2 separate regions of the Mus musculus genome follow, and region 2 is linked to region 1. Evidence: chromatin loops called from intact Hi-C (ENCODE). Cell type or tissue: gastrocnemius. All regions are shown on one strand. Each heading gives the region's core, and the rest is flanking DNA. Links, peaks and the distances in the headings are about the cores only. Region 1 overlaps Ros1 (Ros1 proto-oncogene). Region 2 overlaps Ros1 (Ros1 proto-oncogene).

Evidence for each region. Hi-C counts contacts between places; a loop is a spot of excess contacts. Peaks named below come from ENCODE experiments on the same cell type or tissue, not always from the same donor. Only the 100,000 strongest peaks of a DNase experiment are listed, where the experiment ranks them.
Region 2: it touches region 1 in a loop (3.0-fold over the local background); 2 of 42 quality-filtered maps call a loop at or near these places.

Annotation. Positions count from the first base shown.
Region 1 is chr10:52,168,075-52,172,472 of GRCm38, reverse strand. Ros1 (Ros1 proto-oncogene) reads left to right here. Exons shown (of 44, transcript NM_011282.2): 6 at 2,360-2,508; 7 at 3,732-3,870. Among named protein-coding and RNA genes, the nearest start is that of Ros1, 25 kb to the left of the region's middle. In gastrocnemius, for the core only: no CTCF peak of the experiment used is centred there; a DNase peak (open chromatin) is centred at 2,413.
Region 2 is chr10:52,096,917-52,101,314 of GRCm38, reverse strand. It overlaps Ros1 (Ros1 proto-oncogene), which reads left to right. Exons shown (of 44, transcript NM_011282.2): 29 at 1,174-1,318; 30 at 2,413-2,645. Among named protein-coding and RNA genes, the nearest start is that of Vgll2, 77 kb to the right of the region's middle. In gastrocnemius, for the core only: a CTCF peak has its summit at 1,986; no DNase peak of the experiment used is centred there; H3K27ac peaks cover 314 bases.

The DNA.
Region 1 (4,398 bases), core at 316-4,315:
TACTTTGTCTTCAACATCAGTAGGTCTATGTACCTGTCTATCTATCTATCTATCTATCTATCCATCATCTGTCCATCCATCCATCCATCTACTCATTCATCCATATATTTAAGATAAGGTCTCAGTGCCCAAATTGCCTTGGGTTTAATCTGTAGCTAAGGGAGACCTTGAACTCATAATCCTCCTGCCTCTACTTCTTTTCTCCTGGGACTAATATACCACTGTACTCAGTTTTATGGGGTTTTTGGGATCAAATTGAAGGTTTTTGTGCATGCTGGACAAGCACTCTAATGATGAGCTACATGCCCAGCCCAATCCCTGTTATCCTAATGAGGGCATTACATCCCAAACAGACTTACTCTCAAGGAAGACTGCCATTTTGATGAGCTGAAGGGTTTAGGATATTTTATTTAATAGGAAATACATTGTTCAGTTAATAGTTATTCAATGAAGAACTTACCATGTAACTCAGAAAAGGCAGTAGGAATTTGTGAGTGTATAGAAGCTATGCCTCCCAGGGCTGGATTTGGAATGGGTGGGAGGCTTGTGTTTGTATGTGTGTGTGTGTGTGTGTGTGTGTGTGTGTGTGTGTGTGTGTGTGTAAATAAATGGCTTTGTCCAAATGCACTGATTCTCCAATGATGTCTGAAGGGCCAGATGTTTGGTAAGTCAAGCCTGGATGTTCCATAAGCTGTCATTTTTCTCTCAGAGGCTTGTGTTTACCCCACTGGCTGTTGGGAATTGGGAGGAGAGTGTTGCTTGCTGTCCCAATATACTCTGCCCTTTAGTGTCTCATAAATGAAAGAGATAATGATACCCTGCATTTCTGTAAAGGGGTAGAGCGGGGCATTTCTTTTTCATCTTTGTTGTGAAGGTTAGCTATAGATAAAATCTGTATTCCTGATTTCCAAATGGTACACAGAAGCTGGGGTTGCAGGAAAGTTCTAGTCCTGAGGATACATGGTGAGTGACCATCTACTGAATGCTGTTGGTACTGCTCCTCAGGCATGGTTCATGGCATAACAGTAGATCCCACTGTACTCTTTCTATGATGTCATAGTTAATAAGGTTGAGACTTTGGGTGCTATCTAATGTAACAAAAAGTTTTATAAAAAACTAAGTGAAAGACAAGACTCAATTATGACAATACTTAATTAGATTACCACATCAGAAGTTATGAAGTGTTCAAGGGGCAAATGATTGTCATTAACATCCAGTAACTTTTATTTAAGGTTGAAGTAAATACGTAACTTGGCCCTTTAAAATGTATGCTATTTAAACTTTCTAAATTACATTTTTTAGTTTTAAAAAGATTTGTTATATTTAATTATGTGTGAGTTTGTGCACATGAATAAAAGTGCCCATGGAGACCAGAAGATCAGATCCTCTGGTGTTGGAGATAACATCTAGCTGTGAGCCATTAGATTTGGGTGCTGGGAACTGAACTCAGGTCCTCTGCAAGATTATCAAGTGTTCCTAACCACTGAGCCACCTCTTCAGTCCCTGTGTTGTGTGTGTGTTCGTGCCCTAGCATGCTTGTGGAGAGTAGAGAACAACTTGTAGGAGCTGGTTCTTTCCTTTCATTGTTCATGTGCTGTGAACTGAACTAGGCTGGTCAGACTCAGCAGCAAGCGGCCTTACCCTCTATGCCATGTTGGCAAGCTCTTTTTGCTGCCTTGTTGTTTGTTCTAAGAGAAGACTCACCTGTAGCTTAGGCTGGTCTGAAACTTATTGTGTAGCTGGGCCTTAGACTTGCAATCTTCAGCCTGACTGAACTTCCTGAGTGCTGAGATTATAGCTATGAGTCACCAGTCCTGGCAAATGTGCCACTGTTTCAAGAATCTGCTAAGTTGTTAGGACACACACAGTTCTGGAATCACAATGTTTAATAGATCAAATGGTTAGATAATGCATTTGTTTCAAAGAACTATGAACAATTTACTAAAATCAAGAATGTCAGAACTGAAAAAGGTGTAAATCTGATTCACAACTTATTAAAATATTTTATAATTATATTAGCAACTTAGTTACATAAAATTTCCAGAATATAAGATAATCAACTTTTTGCTTAAATTTCTCATCTGCTTCCAATCTGTGCAATATGGCTTGAATGATGTGTCAAGACTAGGTAAAGGGTGTTTAATTGTCCACACACCTAGGTCTGTCTGTAAGTAAATGGGGCCCCAAAAAGGAGACTGGTCAGTCTCAGAACACTGTTGCATGCCTGTGATAAAAAGAGAAAGACTACCTTGAATATAACTTATTGCTCAAGTGTGTTATTGAGCAGGCGAGACCTGGACAGAACAGGCACACCCATCCACAGGAGCGAATAGTGACTGAAATGCTGTTTCCCTCCCAGAAAGCACAGAACTTCCTACAGCACCCTTTGCATCTTCCATTGGAAGTCATGGTGTGACATTACGCTGGAACCCTGCCAACATCTCTGGAGTCAAATACATAATTCAATGGAAATATGCCCAACTTCCAGGAAGCTGGACTTTCACGGAGGTATGCAGAGCTACTTCCTTATCTAAACAAAGACATTTTGTCCTTAAATTATTCAAAGCTTCAAAATATCATGCCTTCCTCACCTGCGGTTTTGGTTTGCAAAACATCAGTTGCCTGTGCTTAACTATATCTTAAAATGTTTAAATGGAAAATTATTTGAAAAAAATTAAAAGATTGAAGACAGTTGTGGTGGAATAGGCATATAAACCCGTCACTTGGTGGGCTGAAGGTTATGAGTTTGAGGCCAATCTGGGCTACGTAGAAAGTTTCAGGCTAGGCTGAACTTCAAATTAAACACCGCGTAAAAACAAAAAACAAACAAACAAATAAACAAACAAAACCAAAGGCAATGCAAGCAAGCAAGTGAACTACTACAACAACAAACTAAAACCCACCAATGCCTCCACCACCACTAAAATAAGACTGAAGTCTTAAGTCACATGATAATGTGCATAATGAAATATCAGGTCATCTTGCTCTACCACATTAGAAAGTCAGTCATCTTTTGGCATTGATTAGACCACCACTGTGAAGGTTATTAAATTGACTGTCACAATACTTCTATTATGGTGCCTGTATGTAGGGTTTGGTACTATCTGGAGTTGCAAGCTTCCATTGGGGGATTGGGGAAATATCTCCTGTGGATAAAGGAAATGACTTATTGAAATTAATGTATTCCAGCACAGATCAAGAATTGTGGTTGGATTAAGTGAAACTTAATTTCTGCTATTCTAGAAAAAGTGTCTATTCTATAACTATAATTCCTTCAGCAGAGCATCATAGAGCCACTTATGCTATTGATCACTATCTGCCCTGCCTTTAGAAGGGATTCCAGCTAGGCAGGAGGGCGATTCTCACAGGAGTGTGTTAGAAATGTAGGGTATGGCAACCTTTCAGGATGGTCACTTTCAGGAAAGCATGAGCAAGTTCAGAGAAAAATTCACCCAAGATACCAAATATAGTAACATGGTAATATGCAAGTCCTTAGGTTAAGTGGTGAATGACTGAAACCTTAGCTTGCCCATTTTGAGGAAGGGGAAGATGGTGTGCATAATGCCAACTGATGTTTGAAAGCTCAGCTCCTGGTCCGTTTCACACCCAGAAGGATCTGGGCAGCCCCATCTCCAATGACACACCTGTCTTCCTCAAGTTAACCTGAACACCATGTCCCAGTGGGACATGGTGATTGGACACATGTTGACTTTTATCTTATCTGGCTCTAGACCGTGTCCAAGCTCTCATACACGGTGGAACCCCTGCATCCATTCACAGAATATATTTTTCGAGTGGTTTGGATCTTCACAGCCCAACTGCATCTTTATTCCCCACCAAGTCCCAGTTACAGGACTCATCCTTATGGAGGTAGGCATGTGTATGTCACTTGTGACATAAGGACATTATTCTGAAGCTTTGGTTTCATTTATTTTTGTTTTAAGCAACGAAAGATATTGAATCCTTTGGTATTCCATTTGGTCATTGAGCTCTTAACTGTGTGCCTGGCAACATTTACAACTCTTTAGTGATCAAAACAATGACCCCTGCTCTTGTTGAGTCCACATTTTCTTCGAAGGGAAATATGGTCATGACTAAACACGTAAGGGGTACTGGTTAGTTATTGTTAACTTGATACAAACTAGAATCACTAGGAAGAGGAATCTCAATTGAAGAACTGCGTTCATTAGATTGGTTTGTGGCAGCATTTTCTTGATTAATGATTGATGTGGGAGGGACCAGCCTACTGTGGCTGATGCCACCCCTGGGTGAATGGTCCTGGGTTGTATAAGAAAGCAGAGTGAGTAAGCCAAGGGGAGCAAGTCAGTAAGCAGCACTTTTAAGCTTCAGTTCATGCCTTGAGTTCCTACCCTGTTTCTGCTTTGTGGTCGACTGTAA
Region 2 (4,398 bases), core at 86-4,085, 71 kb after region 1:
TATATTTTTGTATACTTGTTCTGTGTTGTGATATGTACTCTATGGACTCCATCTGCTTGTTATCTGTCATTGTTTTCCTAGATGTGTGGAATAGTAGACATGCAGTAGACAGTGCACTTATTGTTTTTCTCTGTCTCTCTGAGACATCATTTTACTCTATAGTCCGAACTGGCAGGAAACTAGCCCCATAGGCCAGGTTGGTCTTGTGTTTACTGTGGGATATCTTGCCTCTGGTGTAATATATGACATTACAGGCATATATCACCGTGCCTAGATGTAGTTATTTCTTGGGTGGATGAGTTGCCTCTATTCACTTCAATACCAGTATGTTTGGTTGCCATTTGGTCATTAGGGTAACAGACTCATCTGTGTTCAATATTTTTCTTTGTAATTGTTTTATTTAACCAATTTAAAGAATGGTAATTAATCATCAGCTTTGGGCAACAGACACTGTGTGTTATCATAAAGTGTACACTATGCTGAATAAGCTATGTTATAGTGCAGGACACTTTTGGTATTAGACCAACTATAGTTTCCTGTCTGTAAAATGATTAAGACAAGTGAAAGTCAGGTACTCTTAGCCTTGGCTTCACACAAGACCACCCAGTCAGGATTGCCAAGAGTGGCACCAAAGCACATGTTCAGAAACCTTCTTGGAGTTTTGTTTTTAAATATTTTTATTAGGTATTTTCCTCATTTACATTTCCAATGCTATCCCAAAAGTCCCCCATACCCTCCCCCCCATTCCCCTACCCACCCACTCCCACTTTTTGGCTCTGGCATTCCCCTGTACTGGGGCATATAAAGTTTGCATGAAAGCACAGGCAGCATTGAGAAACAGAGCCCCCAGGATGTTGTTCAGTCCATTAGACTTGATTTCTGAGGATATTTAACAGCATTTATTTGATCTTTCATTATGTTCACACAAGTTTGCAAACTGACAGTCCCACATTGTGAGGCAATGAGAATGAAGTGCTGTCTCTCTTCGGGATCTCACTGCCTTGTGTGGTGAGACATTCCACATTTGCTGAGGAGGGTTGCCTGCTAATCATCTGTCGCTAATTCATGGAGACTGTAAACAAGTCAAGTCTGTTAGATTAAGACAGTAGTATCACTAACAGTGGTTTGTATGAAATACAAGAATCAAATACTTAATGAAAAATTCAATGACAGGAATCACAGGAGAATGTAGCCCGGATTGAAGGTCTGCAGCCATTTTCAATGTACATGATTCAGATAGCTGTGAAGAACTATTATTCAGAGCCTTTAGAACATTTACCTCTTGGAAAAGAGATTCAAGGACAAACTAAAAGTGGAGGTGAGCTATGGGCTGCTGTGGGTTTCTAGTGTGGAATTCTATGTGTGATGCCCATGTCTCTATTTTTTATCTGAATGCTAAGTAATCACCATTATGGGGGTGAAACATTAAAGTTCAGTAAGAACTGTTTTTTGTTTTTAAAAAAGATTTATTTACTTATTTTATGTATATGAGTACACTGTAGCTTGCACAGATGGTTGTGAGCCTTCACGTGGTTGTTGGAAATTGAATTTTAGGACCTCTGCTCACTCTGGTCAACCCTGCTCGCTCTGGTTGGCCCCACTCACTTAGTCCCTGCTTGCTTTGGCCCAAAGATTTATTTATTATTATACATAAGTATACTGTAGCTGTCTTCAGACGCTCCAGAAGAGGACATCAGATCTCATTACAGGTGGTGGTGAGCCACCATGTGGTTGCTGGGATTTGAAGTCAGACCCTTCAGAAGAACAGTCAGTGCTCTTACCCGCTGAGCCATCTTGCCAGCCCCTCAATAAGAGCTGTTAACTCTGGGGAAACACTTGAGAGACTTGATTCTGGCTTGCACTCTTGACAGAATAGAGTCCAGCAAAGCACAATGTAACTAGAAGGGAAGACATCAAAATGTAGATGGACCAAGGAGCACATGCTTTGGTCCTGCCAGGCAGTGTCACTCTCCTCCCATGTAACCAGAGGTTTCTGCACATGTGGCAGGATAGGAAAAACAAGATATAATGTGAAATATGCCCAGTGCCCTTGGGCTTAAACTAATGCAGCCTTACAGTCTTGGAAATAGTAGAATGAGAATCCAAAGGCTGGAAATCATTTCTTTCAGCTGTTTTTGATGGTTGTCACAAAGCCGTCTCAAATTTCATAGTTCATCACTGCCTGTAGACTTGAGCTGGGGTCAGAGAATGATTTGGTCATTAGGCAAAAATAGACAACATCTTTTCAGGCAGCCTGCTCACTTCCCATTATGTAAGTGGCCAACTTTCCTTTGGACCTCTGTAACTCGTTCTCTTCACATGACAGCACTGTTCCTCAACTGACTCTCTTGCCTCTTTCCACCACCTAGCACTGTTGCAATGTTCCTTATCCTTCGATGCTATTTATTTCAGTGCCTGGGGCAGTTTGTCATATCAACGCAACTGTGTTGTCGGACACCAGTCTCCATGTATTCTGGACAGAATCCCATAAGCCAAACGGACCAAAAGAGTCAGTCCGCTATCAGCTGGTTATGTCATACCTGGCTCCCATTCCTGAGACTCCTCTAAGACAGGGTGAATTTCCAAGTGCCAAGCTTTCTCTGCTCATCACTAAACTATCTGGTGGACAGCTCTATGTGATGAAGGTATTGAGTGTCCTGGGCACTTTTTAAAAATTAATTGGTTATTTTATTTATTTACACTTTAAATGTTGTCCCCCTTCCAGGTCTTCCCTCTACAAATTCCCCATCCCATCCCCCTCCCTGTTGCCTCTAAGAGGGTGCTCCCCCACCCACCTACCTACCTCACTCCTCTAGCATCCCCCAATGCTGGGGCATCAAGCCTCTACAGGACCAAGGGCTTTCCCTCCCACTGATGCCAGATAAGGCCATCCTCTGCTATGTAGCTGGAGCCATAGACCCATCCATGTATACTCTTTGATTGGTAGTTTAGCCCCTGGGAGCTCTGGGGGGTCTGGTTAGTTGATAGCATTTTTTCTATGGGTTTTCAATTCTCTTTAGCTCCTTCAATTCTTCCCCTCACTCTTATGTTGGGGTCCCCAGGTTCAGTCCGATGGTTGGTTGTAAATATCGTCATCTCTCTTAGTGAGATGCTTGCAGAGCCTCTCAGAGGTCAGCCATGCCCGGCTCTAGTATGCGAGTACTTCTTGGTATCAGCAATAGTATCTGGGTTTGGTGTCTGCAGATGGGATGGATCCCAAGGTGGGGTGGTCTCTGCTTCAGTTTTGTCCCTGTGTTTCCTTTAGACAGGGACAATTCTGGGTTAAAATTTTTGAGATGGGTGGGTGGCCCTATCCCTCAACTTGGGGCCATGCCTATCTACTAGAGGTGGTCTCTCAGCTAATGTCATTCCCGTTGGGTCCTGGGAACCACTTGCTTCCCTGTTGTCTGGGACTTTCGAGAGGTTCCCCACTCCACAACCCTCCCCCATTCTCCATCCTCTTCTGTTACATATGTCTTTTCATCCTCCTGACCCTCTGGACATTTCTCCTGTTTCTTCCCATGCTGATCCTGCTCCCTCCTTTCCCCTGTCCATCCTCTCTCCCTCTCCGGTACCTCCCTCCCTCTCTCTACCTACCTGTCCTGGGCATATTCAAGATCATATTCTGAAAGGACCAAGATGTTTCTTTTTATTTTATTTTATTTTAAAACTTCTTTTTATTAGAAATTTTCTTTATATACATTTCAAATGCTATCCCGAAAGTTCCCTATACCCTCCCCCCGCCCTGCTCCCCTACACCCACTACTCCCACTTCTTGGCCCTGGCATTCTCCTGTACTGGGGCATATAAAGTTTGCAATACCAAGGGGCCTCTCTTCCCAATGATGGCCAACTATGCCATCTTCAGCTATGTGCAGCTACAGATACAAGCTCTGGGGGTACTGGTTAGTTCATATTGTTGTTCCACCTATAGGGTTGCAAACCCCTTCAGCTCCTTGTGTGCTTTCTCTAGCTTCTCCATTGGGGGTCCTGTGTTCCATCCAAAAGATGACTGTGAGCATCCACTTCTGTATTTGCCAGGCACTGGCATAGCCTCATATGAGACAGCTATACCAGGGTCCCTTCAGCAAAATCTTTCTCGCATATGCAATAGTGTCTGGGTTTGGTGGCTGATTATGGGATGGATCCCCGGGTGGGGTAGTCTTTGGATAGTCTATCCTTTTGTCATAGCTCCAAACTTTGTCTCTGTAACTCCTTTCATGAGTATTTTGTTCCCTATTCTAAGGAGGAATGAAGTATCCACCCGTTGGTTTTCCCTCTTCTTGATTTTCTTGTGTTTTGCAAATTGTATCTTGCGTACTCTAAGTTTCTGTGCTAATATCCACTTATCAGTGAGTGCTTATCTAATGACTTCTTTTGTGATTGGGTTACCTCACTA